Linked DNA regions of Homo sapiens: regions 1 and 3 are each linked to region 2. The links are chromatin contacts, found by Hi-C or POLR2A ChIA-PET in ENCODE. All regions are on one chromosome and are shown on one strand. The core of a region is the stretch at or near the end of the contact, and the rest is flanking DNA. Distances in the headings are between cores, read along the strand shown.

What was found. A loop is a pair of places that touch in the nucleus more often than their neighbours do. ChIA-PET counts read pairs that join two places held with the same protein, here RNA polymerase II (POLR2A). Pooled maps may share reads with other maps.
Region 1: a map of heart left ventricle shows a loop between it and region 2 (10-fold over the local background). The contact joins the enhancer-like site here to the promoter of TUBB6 in region 2. A Hi-C loop is called at or near these places in 1 of 168 maps with a recorded cell type or tissue (heart left ventricle) and 3 of 50 pooled maps. POLR2A ChIA-PET finds 5 or more read pairs at or near these places in 4 of 52 experiments (H1, HEK293, activated T-cell and 1 more).
Region 3: a pooled map shows a loop between it and region 2 (3-fold over the local background). The contact joins the enhancer-like site here to the promoter of TUBB6 in region 2. A Hi-C loop is called at or near these places in 1 of 50 pooled maps. POLR2A ChIA-PET finds 5 or more read pairs at or near these places in 2 of 52 experiments (K562 and PC-3).

What each region holds. Positions count from the first base shown.
Region 1 is chr18:12,677,535-12,680,668 of GRCh38, reverse strand. It overlaps CEP76 (centrosomal protein 76), which reads left to right. Exons shown (of 12, transcript NM_024899.4): 9 at 1-7; 10 at 2,227-2,560. It also overlaps a transcript of PSMG2 not described here. Among named protein-coding and RNA genes, the nearest start is that of SPIRE1, 21 kb to the right of the region's middle. Within about 2 kb of position 1,297, at least 19 of the 41 ENCODE cell types and tissues checked have a DNase peak (open chromatin) inside an H3K27ac peak, as active enhancers do; they include heart left ventricle, where a contact is called at or near this core.
Region 2 is chr18:12,306,804-12,309,503 of GRCh38, reverse strand. It overlaps TUBB6 (tubulin beta 6 class V), which reads right to left and starts at 1,263. Exons shown (of 4, transcript NM_032525.3): 1 at 1,155-1,263; 2 at 709-817. The coding sequence starts at 1,211. RefSeq lists silencers at 728-1,077, 1,098-1,197, 1,288-1,777.
Region 3 is chr18:11,881,865-11,884,610 of GRCh38, reverse strand. GNAL (G protein subunit alpha L) reads right to left here. Exons shown (of 12, transcript NM_182978.4): 12 at 1-2,746. It overlaps MPPE1 (metallophosphoesterase 1), which reads left to right. Exons shown (of 11, transcript NM_023075.6): 11 at 1-1,989. The coding sequence ends at 166. Among named protein-coding and RNA genes, the nearest start is that of MPPE1, 25 kb to the left of the region's middle. Within about 2 kb of position 1,315, at least 3 of the 41 ENCODE cell types and tissues checked have a DNase peak (open chromatin) inside an H3K27ac peak, as active enhancers do.

The DNA of each region.
Region 1 (3,134 bases), core at 48-2,547, 370 kb before region 2:
GACACAGGTTAGTTTACTAAGTTTATAAGGATATTAAAATGAAGTTATAAGTTTTTTTTTTTTTTTTTTTTTGAGATGGAGTCTCGCTCTGTCGCCCAGGCTGGAGTGCACTGGCACAATCTCAGCTCACTGCAACCTCCACCTCCCAGGTTCAAGCCGATTCTCCTGTCTCAGCCTCCCAAGTAGCTGGGATTACAGGCATGTGCCACCGCACCTGGCTGATTTTTGTATTTTTAGTAGAGACAAGTTTTCACCATGTTAGCCAGGCTGGTCTCGAACTCCTGACCTTAGGTGATCCACCTACCTCAGCCTCCCAAAGTGCTGGGATTACAGGCGTGAGCCACTGTGTCCGGCTTAAGTTATAAGTATTTTAAATTATAAGGGTTTTTTGTCCATATTGATGGTACTTGAAGGTACGTGTTGATGATTTTAGTTAGAGCCTTTTCAGTGATTATGTAAAAAAGTACTTCAATTATGGCAGCCAAGTAAATGAACTCTAAGAAAACTTTTACCTCAAATATTCTTTACCAACATGATGTTGGTAAACAGTAAATTATGTTTACTAGTTTTGTATGATTAGCATATTTTTTTTTCAGTTTTCTCTTTTTTTTTTTTTGCAGTGTCTCATTCTGTTGCTCAGGCTGGAGTGCAGTGGCACAGTCACAGCCCACTGCAGCCTCCCCCTCCTGGGTTCTGGTGGTCCTCCTACCTCAGCCTCTTGCGTAGCTGGGACTGCAGGTGTGCACAGCCATGCCTAGCTAATTTTTTTGTAGGGATGAGCTTTTGCTGTGTTGTCTAGGCTGGTCTTGAACTCCTGGGCTCAAGCAGTCTACCTGCCACGGCCTTCCAAAGTGCTGAGATTATAGGCATGAGCCACCACACCTGGCTGGCATATGTTTTTTTCTGATGATCATACCTAAGTCTGAAAATAAGTTCAAGTTGTAAATGATGATTTCTTTTTAAAATTTGATGTGGTTACCATCTCCACGTTGGCAAATCCACTGGACACATTTTTTAAAGTACTTTAGCCTGTCATTAGATTTTGAAACAGCTGAGTACTTCTGTTGTAGGACTTCTTCCTTAGTTCAGCTAAGAGCTGAGTCCTTGTCACATGGCCACGAAAAATTAGGCTCGCAGGCAATTTGAAGGGGGAGAAAAATGGAATTTATTGAACAAAAAGGAAAAACACTGGGAAACGGACGCTCCACAAAGCCAGAGTGCCTGCTAGTGTGCTTCGTGCCTGCTAGTGTGCTTCCTGCCTGCTAGTGTGCTTCCTGCCTCGCAGATTGAATTCCAGCTTCCACTCAGGAAGAGGAGGGGCCAAGCTCCTCCCCACTGCAAATTGCTCGAACTTCTGTGGCTTCTCCCCAGTGTGCACTCCTCCCAGTGCACAGGCTGGTTGGAGTTTCTCTGGGGACCCCTTTCCACCTGGCTGTCTCACTTCTTTCTTCATGGAACATTCTCTTTCCTTAGCTTCTTTTTTATCATTGTCTTTCAATATTTATTATTCCTCTCTGGCTGTTCTTAGTTTTTCCTTCATCTTGTCTTTAAATGTGTGTGTTCTAGAGGCCCAGCCCTGGGCCCTCTTTTCATTCCCGAGTCCTCTTTCTCCCTGGTTGATAATCATGCCTAATAATGTTTTGGTTAGTTGTGCCTAAAAATGCATAACCAAATTATTTTAATTATGTTATCTGAGGCAAACTTTTTTTATTTTTATTTTTTTTTCTTGGAGATGGAGTTTCGCCCTTGTTGCTCAGGCTGGACGGCTCACTGCAGCCTCCGCCTCCCGGGTTCAAGCAATTCTCCTGGCTTAGCCTCCCGAGTAGCTGGGACTACAGGCACGTGCTCCCATGCCCAGCTAATTTTTGTATTTTTAGCAGAGACGGGGTTTCACCATGTTGGTCAGGTTAGTCTCGAACTCTTGACCTCAGGTGATCCCCCTGCCTCGGCCTCCCAAAGTGCTGGGACTACCGCATCCGGCCTTTGATCTTAACAGTATACATAGAATGTATTCTGTTGTTAACAGAGTTGGTTTCAATATTGTAAAGACGTACCATACAATTAATACAGAGTAATCAAATTGTGGAAATATAAAAAAGAAAAACAAGTATTAAACTGTAGTTCTGAGAAGTAGTTATGGCCTTAAGTGTTAGAATAATTTTCTCAGTAAGATGCTGCCTTTTTAATTTTTAAGTTCTCATATATAAAATTATTTAATTTTTTTAGGTACATCCATAAACCTACCAATCCTGATGAACCTCCAGTTGCTGAACAGCCCAAACCACTGTACCCATATCGAACAATTGGTTGTGTTTTCAACCATCAGATGTTCCTGGGAAATTGTCAACCCTCTGATGCAGTAGAAACCTGTGTATTTGATTTGAACGATGAATCCAAATGGAAACCCATGAGTGAGGAAGCAATTAAATCTGTGTGTGCTCCTGGAGCTACAACATCCCTTCCTCCCTTTCCACCTCTGTGTGCATCCACAATTGACGCGTCAGTAACAAGTAATGAAATTGAAATGCAGCTGAGGCTCCTGGTGTCAGAACACAGGAAGGTAATTCACACTGAAATAGTTGTAGTTTCATACTTCTTTTCATTTATGTATTTAACTGTTTTTTGGTGTGTGTGATAGTGCCAGTCACTATTCTAGCCCTGAACAAAACAACTACAGTCCCTACTATTATGAAGCTTATAATTTTGAAAGTCATGAGAGTTCAAGTTCTGAGACTCAAAAATCTTCAAATTAATTAATACTTATAGAATGAATTACTTCCTCCTAGAAATGAAGAATGGTGAACTTGTTCACATCCCTTAGAGTCAAGATTTTTGCTGAATACCACTATTTGGATTTTGTCTTTGTGAAATGCTTATTCACATATTTGCCCCTTAAAAAATCCTGGGTTAGGCTGGGCTTGATGGCTCATGCCTATAACCCCAGCACTTTGGGAGGCTGAGGTGGGTGGATCGCTTGAGCCCAGGAGTTCAAGACCAGCCTGGGGAATATGGTGAAACATCATCTCTATTATTTTTTAAAGAAAAAATATGTATACTGGGTTATACTTTTTTCATATTCATTTTTCTCCCCAGGTTGGTTTCTGTTTGTTTTCATGTTGTACTCAACTGGGTAG
Region 2 (2,700 bases), core at 14-2,513:
GAGGTCTGCAAGGGACCAGAAAAGTCACTTAAGAGAGCGTTTCTCAAATTTTTAGCCAAGAATCCCCAATAAGAGATACGTTTTAAACTGGGGGGGGGGGGGGGGAAGCTTTGTTTTTCCCAAGGATCCTTGAGAAACGCTCTAATTTATTCTAACAGGGTCTCGCTCTGTCACCCAGGCTGGAGTGCAGTGGCGCGATCACAGCTCACTGCAGCCTCGACCTCCTGAGCTCAAGCCCTCAGTTAACTGGTACTACAGGGGTGGGCCACCAAGCCCGGCTAATTTTAAAATTGTTGTAGAGATCGGGGCGGGAGGGGGGCGGGGGGTGGTCTCCTATGCTGCCCAGGCTGGTCCTGAACTCCTGGCCCCAAATGATCCTCCAGTCTCGGCCTCCCAAAGCGCTGGGATTAGAGGCTTGAGCCACCGCGCCCGGCTAGACAGAGAAGGCTGGGCAGGAACCGCTACGTTGATTTCACAACGCTAACGGGTGGTCCCGTTCAAGCGCTCAGACCCTCAGGATAGGCTGAATCGAGCTGTTTGAATAAACTGACGGCGGATTTCCCGCCCCGGAGGAGCGAAGGGAGTGGCCGGGCATCCTGCTACACCCCGAGAGAACTTTTCCCGAAGCAAACTCGCCGCGCTAAGAGGCGGCGCCGGAGCGTCCACGCGGGTCCCGGCCGGGCAGGGCGCGGCGGCCTTGCTACTCACACGATGACTCATTGTAGTAGACGTTGATTCTCTCCAGCTGCAGCGCCGAGTCTCCCACGTAGCCTCCGGCCGGGTCGATGCCGTGCTCATCGCTGATCACTTCCCAAAACTTGGGCAGGGCAAGGCGGGGGGACAGACGCTCAGAACCCAGAGCCCGGGACGCCGCCACCCGCGCCCACCCCAGGCGCCCCGGCGGCCGAATTCCAGGCGCGCCTGAGCCGCCGGCAGCCGCTCCCAGTTGGGATGGGGGTGGGGAGCGAAGAGTAGAAGGTCCCCGGCCGGCCACGCCCCGGGCGCTCCCTCCCTGCGGCCCTCGCGGGTCCGCACCGGGCTCCGAGGACCCAGGGGCGCACAGCGGGTGCGCGCCCCGGCGGGGGTCGCGCCGGGAGACCCGGGGCCCGCCAGCAGCCGACCCGCGGAGAGGCCCTGCACCGCGCCAGGCCCACCTTGGTGCCGATCTGGTTCCCGCACTGGCCCGCCTGGATGTGCACGATCTCCCTCATGGCGGGCGCGGCTCTGCGCTAGGAACTGGCTCTGCGGACGACAGCGGCAACTGCGGGCCGGCTGCGCGCGTCCCGGGGCCGACCCTCCGCGCCCCCGCCCCCGCCCCGCCGCTCGCCAATGGCTGCGGGCCCCGCCCCGCCGCCCCCGCTCGACGCCGCGGCCCGGCCTGCAGCAGCCGAGGGAGGACGCGCGGGCGCCAGTCGGGGGACCCTTGCCGGGAGCCGGGCGGAAAAGGACGGGCCCGGAGCTGGCGGGGAGGAGACGGGAAGGAGCGCGGCGCCCGCCCCCACCACCGTTTCGCTGCCCCTTGTGGTGCCCCGCCAGAGGGAGACGCGAGTCGGGCCCTGGCGTCGGGGCAGCGGAGCCGACGTGGCCCGCGGGGTCCCAGCGCCGCGCCCGGGAGCATTGCAGCCGCCCGCGCCCAGTCCAGCCAAGCCGGGACACTGCCCTGGGGTTCGGCGGTGGAGCTTTTCAGGGTCTCTGCCCCCTGCCCCCCACCCCCCGGTCGCACCCCGGGCACACGTTCTTAGGGCCTCTTCGTCCTGGTGTTTCCGTCTCCGGAGATACAGAGGCCATTCCTCTCCGACGACTCCCACCCCTTTGGAACCGGGTTTAGCTAAAGTGACTACAGGGCTGGATCCGAAAATGAACACCTCCTGCGCCGGGTCTATGCAGCCTACTCCTCGCGCGTTAGCGAAGAAATGCGCTTCGGCCTGGGAGGGCGCGCCAGAGTCCGTCTTCCTGGCCAGTTTTGTGTGGTGGAAAGGAATGACTGCTGATGCCGGCCGGGTGACTTGGATTTTAATTCTAGCTGTTTTCAGTTAGCTCTGCGCTTCAGCGGACTCCTCTGTTAACGGAAAAGGTTATCCTAGGGGAGCCTTTCAGCCTCCAAAATGCGGGATGCTCTGGCCTCTGCAGTCAGAATGTGCATGCATCAGGGCTTTTGCGGAAGTTTCCTCACGTGAACGCTGCAGGCTGGGACCACCGGGGTAGCCTCTGCGTCCCCTCCCAGGCCCGTAGAAACGCCGCACATGAGGAAGCGACGATGTTCTGTAATTTGCACTGGCACTTTCTTTTTAGACAGATGAAAACTTTGGGAAATTCCTAATTGTGTGTGTGCATGTTTGTACGTTTGGAAGGGAGTGGAGAACTTTTAAAAGTTTTTCTTCTGGAGTTTTGCAAATGTTTCCAAATTGAGGAATTTTTTTTTTTAACCCTTGGGTCCCCGCCTCCCCACTGCTCTCTCCACCCCAGTGCTGCTCCTCGGCCTTCTTGTGGGTCCCCACACCTCTTTACACAGCCACACGCCCAGGGAGCAGATGAGGAGGCCACAGCCCAGCCCCTGCGCTCCCATTTCAAACTATGAGCCTGAGATTAATCAGCCACCTTCTCCTGAGTCCTCAACACCCTTATTTAGGCTGTTTGTTTCCATTGCTTAATTATTGACTCCAACGAGTGCTACCTTAACCCATCCTGCCGGCCCGAAGT
Region 3 (2,746 bases), core at 66-2,565, 420 kb after region 2:
AGACTACACCCTCTCCAAGTGCTACCTCCCACGTGAGGATGTGGTTTTGATCATCTACTGTGGAGTGGTGGGCTTCCTTGTGGTCCTCACACTCACTCACTTTGGGCTTCTAGCCTCACCTTTTCTTTCTGGTTTGAACTTGCTCGGAAAGCGTAAGACAAGATGAAGAGCAGGCGCCATTATAAATATCAAAGCCCAAGAAATGGAACTTTGGGCAGAGATCATGTTAGAATCAAGTGGATGATGAGACCAATTACAGGCCGTCTCTCTGCACAGCACAGAAATTCTCAATCACTGAAATGAGTAACTGCAAAATAAATAGTTGATTGTACTGTTCTCATGCTATAAAAGTGGACAGGTACTCTACAACAAATCTGTTTTCTCATTTTTATCAAATATATGTATCATCAAAGGTTGCATCTGTACAGTATGTAAATGCTATTAATGTCGTCACTCACATGCACGACAGTCCTTGTTCCCCCAGGAAGGGCCTGGTGGCCCCAGCACACACTTGGGATTATGTGTATACATAAATAAATATTGGGCTGTTTCCCTCTTCCTGTGAAGTGGTTCTCAAATTCCTATGTACTGTAAAGCTGTACCCTTAAAAGTACAGATGTGGCCGGGCACAGTGGCTCACACCTGTAATCCCAGCACTTTGGGAGGCTGAGGCGGGTGGATCACTTGAGGTCAGGAGTTCAAGACCAGCCTGGCCAACATGGTGAAACCTCGTCTCCGCTAGAAATACAAAAATTAGCCAAGCATGGTAGCAAGTGCCTATAATACCAGCTGAGGCTGAGGCAGGAGAATCCCTTGAGCCCGGGAGGCGGAGGTTGCAGTGAGCCAAGATCATGCCACTGCACTCCAGCCTGGGCAACAGAGTGAGACTCCGTCTCAAAAAATATATTTAAAAAAAAAAAAGTACAGATGTGATGTGCAGAACATATTGTTTTCGTAGATTTTTATACTTGATCAATTAATGGAATCAGATTTTTAGATAAGTGTAATTTTCTCTATAGGAGACCACGTTGCTACATCTGTTAATGCCTGTCAGTGATCAAAAGAAACTTAAAAAGTGGAATGGGATATGGCTTTTGGTACCTGAAAATAAATGCTTTAATAATTGTAAGCCAGATAAAAGTTATTCTTTTTGTTTTTTTTCTTAACAGTCTGGCTGTTGTTTGAATTAAACTCTTAAACAGGATGTTTAGTTAGAGGGTAATTGTTGAGTAATGATGCATACAACAGCATACTTCCCTTTCTTGCTGGGGGTGCAGCTTTTCAGTTTTCTTGTTTTACTTTGACAGTGCAAGGGGAACTGAAAATAATTTCCATTGTATTATTTATCTTAGTTCAGCTGAGGGCTTTATGAGACAGTGGATGGGGAGGCAGTAAGACGGTGATGAGATAAAATGTGTGTGTTGCACTGACTGTCTATAAAGTTATCCTTTCTTCATGAAAAAGTAGCATTTAAATCTGGATGAGTTTATAAAGGATTACAAAATGCTGATTTATAGAGTAAACTTTAAAATATTAAAGACTAAAGACTAAAAGAAGAGTAATAATGAAGTAATGTAGGCTGTCACTTCTCTAGATTTGTATTGTTGAAAATTTAACTTTGGACATCTTTATAGATTATTATTTTAGACCTACAAAAACTACCCTCAACTCTGTGGCTACAGCTAGAATATGAAGCATCATTGCTACACCAGTTCTTACTTTCTAGATATTGTTGGTGTGTCATAATGTTTGAGGCTGTATTTGTAAGTCTTGCAAGTGTGAGAAAGAGCCGTATCTTTTGACTTTATACTTCAGATTAAGGTTTTGTAATGTTTCTTCTTCAAAAGGCAAGTGAAGCTGTCATCCTCATTCTCCTAGGCCAGACACAAACATTGACACGTCAAGGTTTTTTTTTTTTTTTTTTTTGGCCTGAGTCTCACTTTGATGTCCAGGCTGGAGTGCGATGGCACGACCTCGGCTCACTGCAATCTCCACCTCCCAGGTTCAAGAGATTCTCCTGCCTCAGCCTCTCGAGTAGCTGAGATTACAGGTGCCCGCCACCACGCCTGGCTAATTTTTGTATTTTTGGTAGAGACAGGGTTTCGCCATGTTAGCCAGGATGGTCTTGATCTCCTGGCCTCGTGATCCGCCTGCCTCGGCCTCCCAAAGTGCTGGGATTACAGGCGTGAGCCACCGCGCCTGGCCACATTTTGTTTTTCTCTTACTGTTTGCTTACTTGTATGACGTAGCCTGTGTCCAAAGTTTTGACTAAGGGAATGATGGACCTGTTCCCACTTGGGGAACTTGAAGAAGTGTTTCATTAGCAGACTAATGAGGAAACATATTGTCTAGAGAGAGAGAAAAAAATCCCTGGTTCCCTGAAAAGATTAGATTGCAATTTGTACCCCTGAATTGAGTTCAGGTTTTTACAGCTCAGAGAAGTAACAGCAGGTGGTTGCAACAGCTTGTGATGTTGGTACATTGTCGATAGAATGTGGATGATTAACGTGTATAACTTACAATTTTTTAAATCAGGGAGTATTTTATAAAGTGCCAACCTGATAAAATATCCTAAATTCTACAGCTACCATTCATTCCTTTTTTCAGAGTAAGCAGCAGGTAATGTTGACATTAAGCTCTTCAGCACAATACAAACACATTTCATGTACAGGTATAGATAGCCATGGTGAAGGCACAAAGATCTACAAGGATTTTTCTTTAGTAGTTATACAAAAGAATATTACAT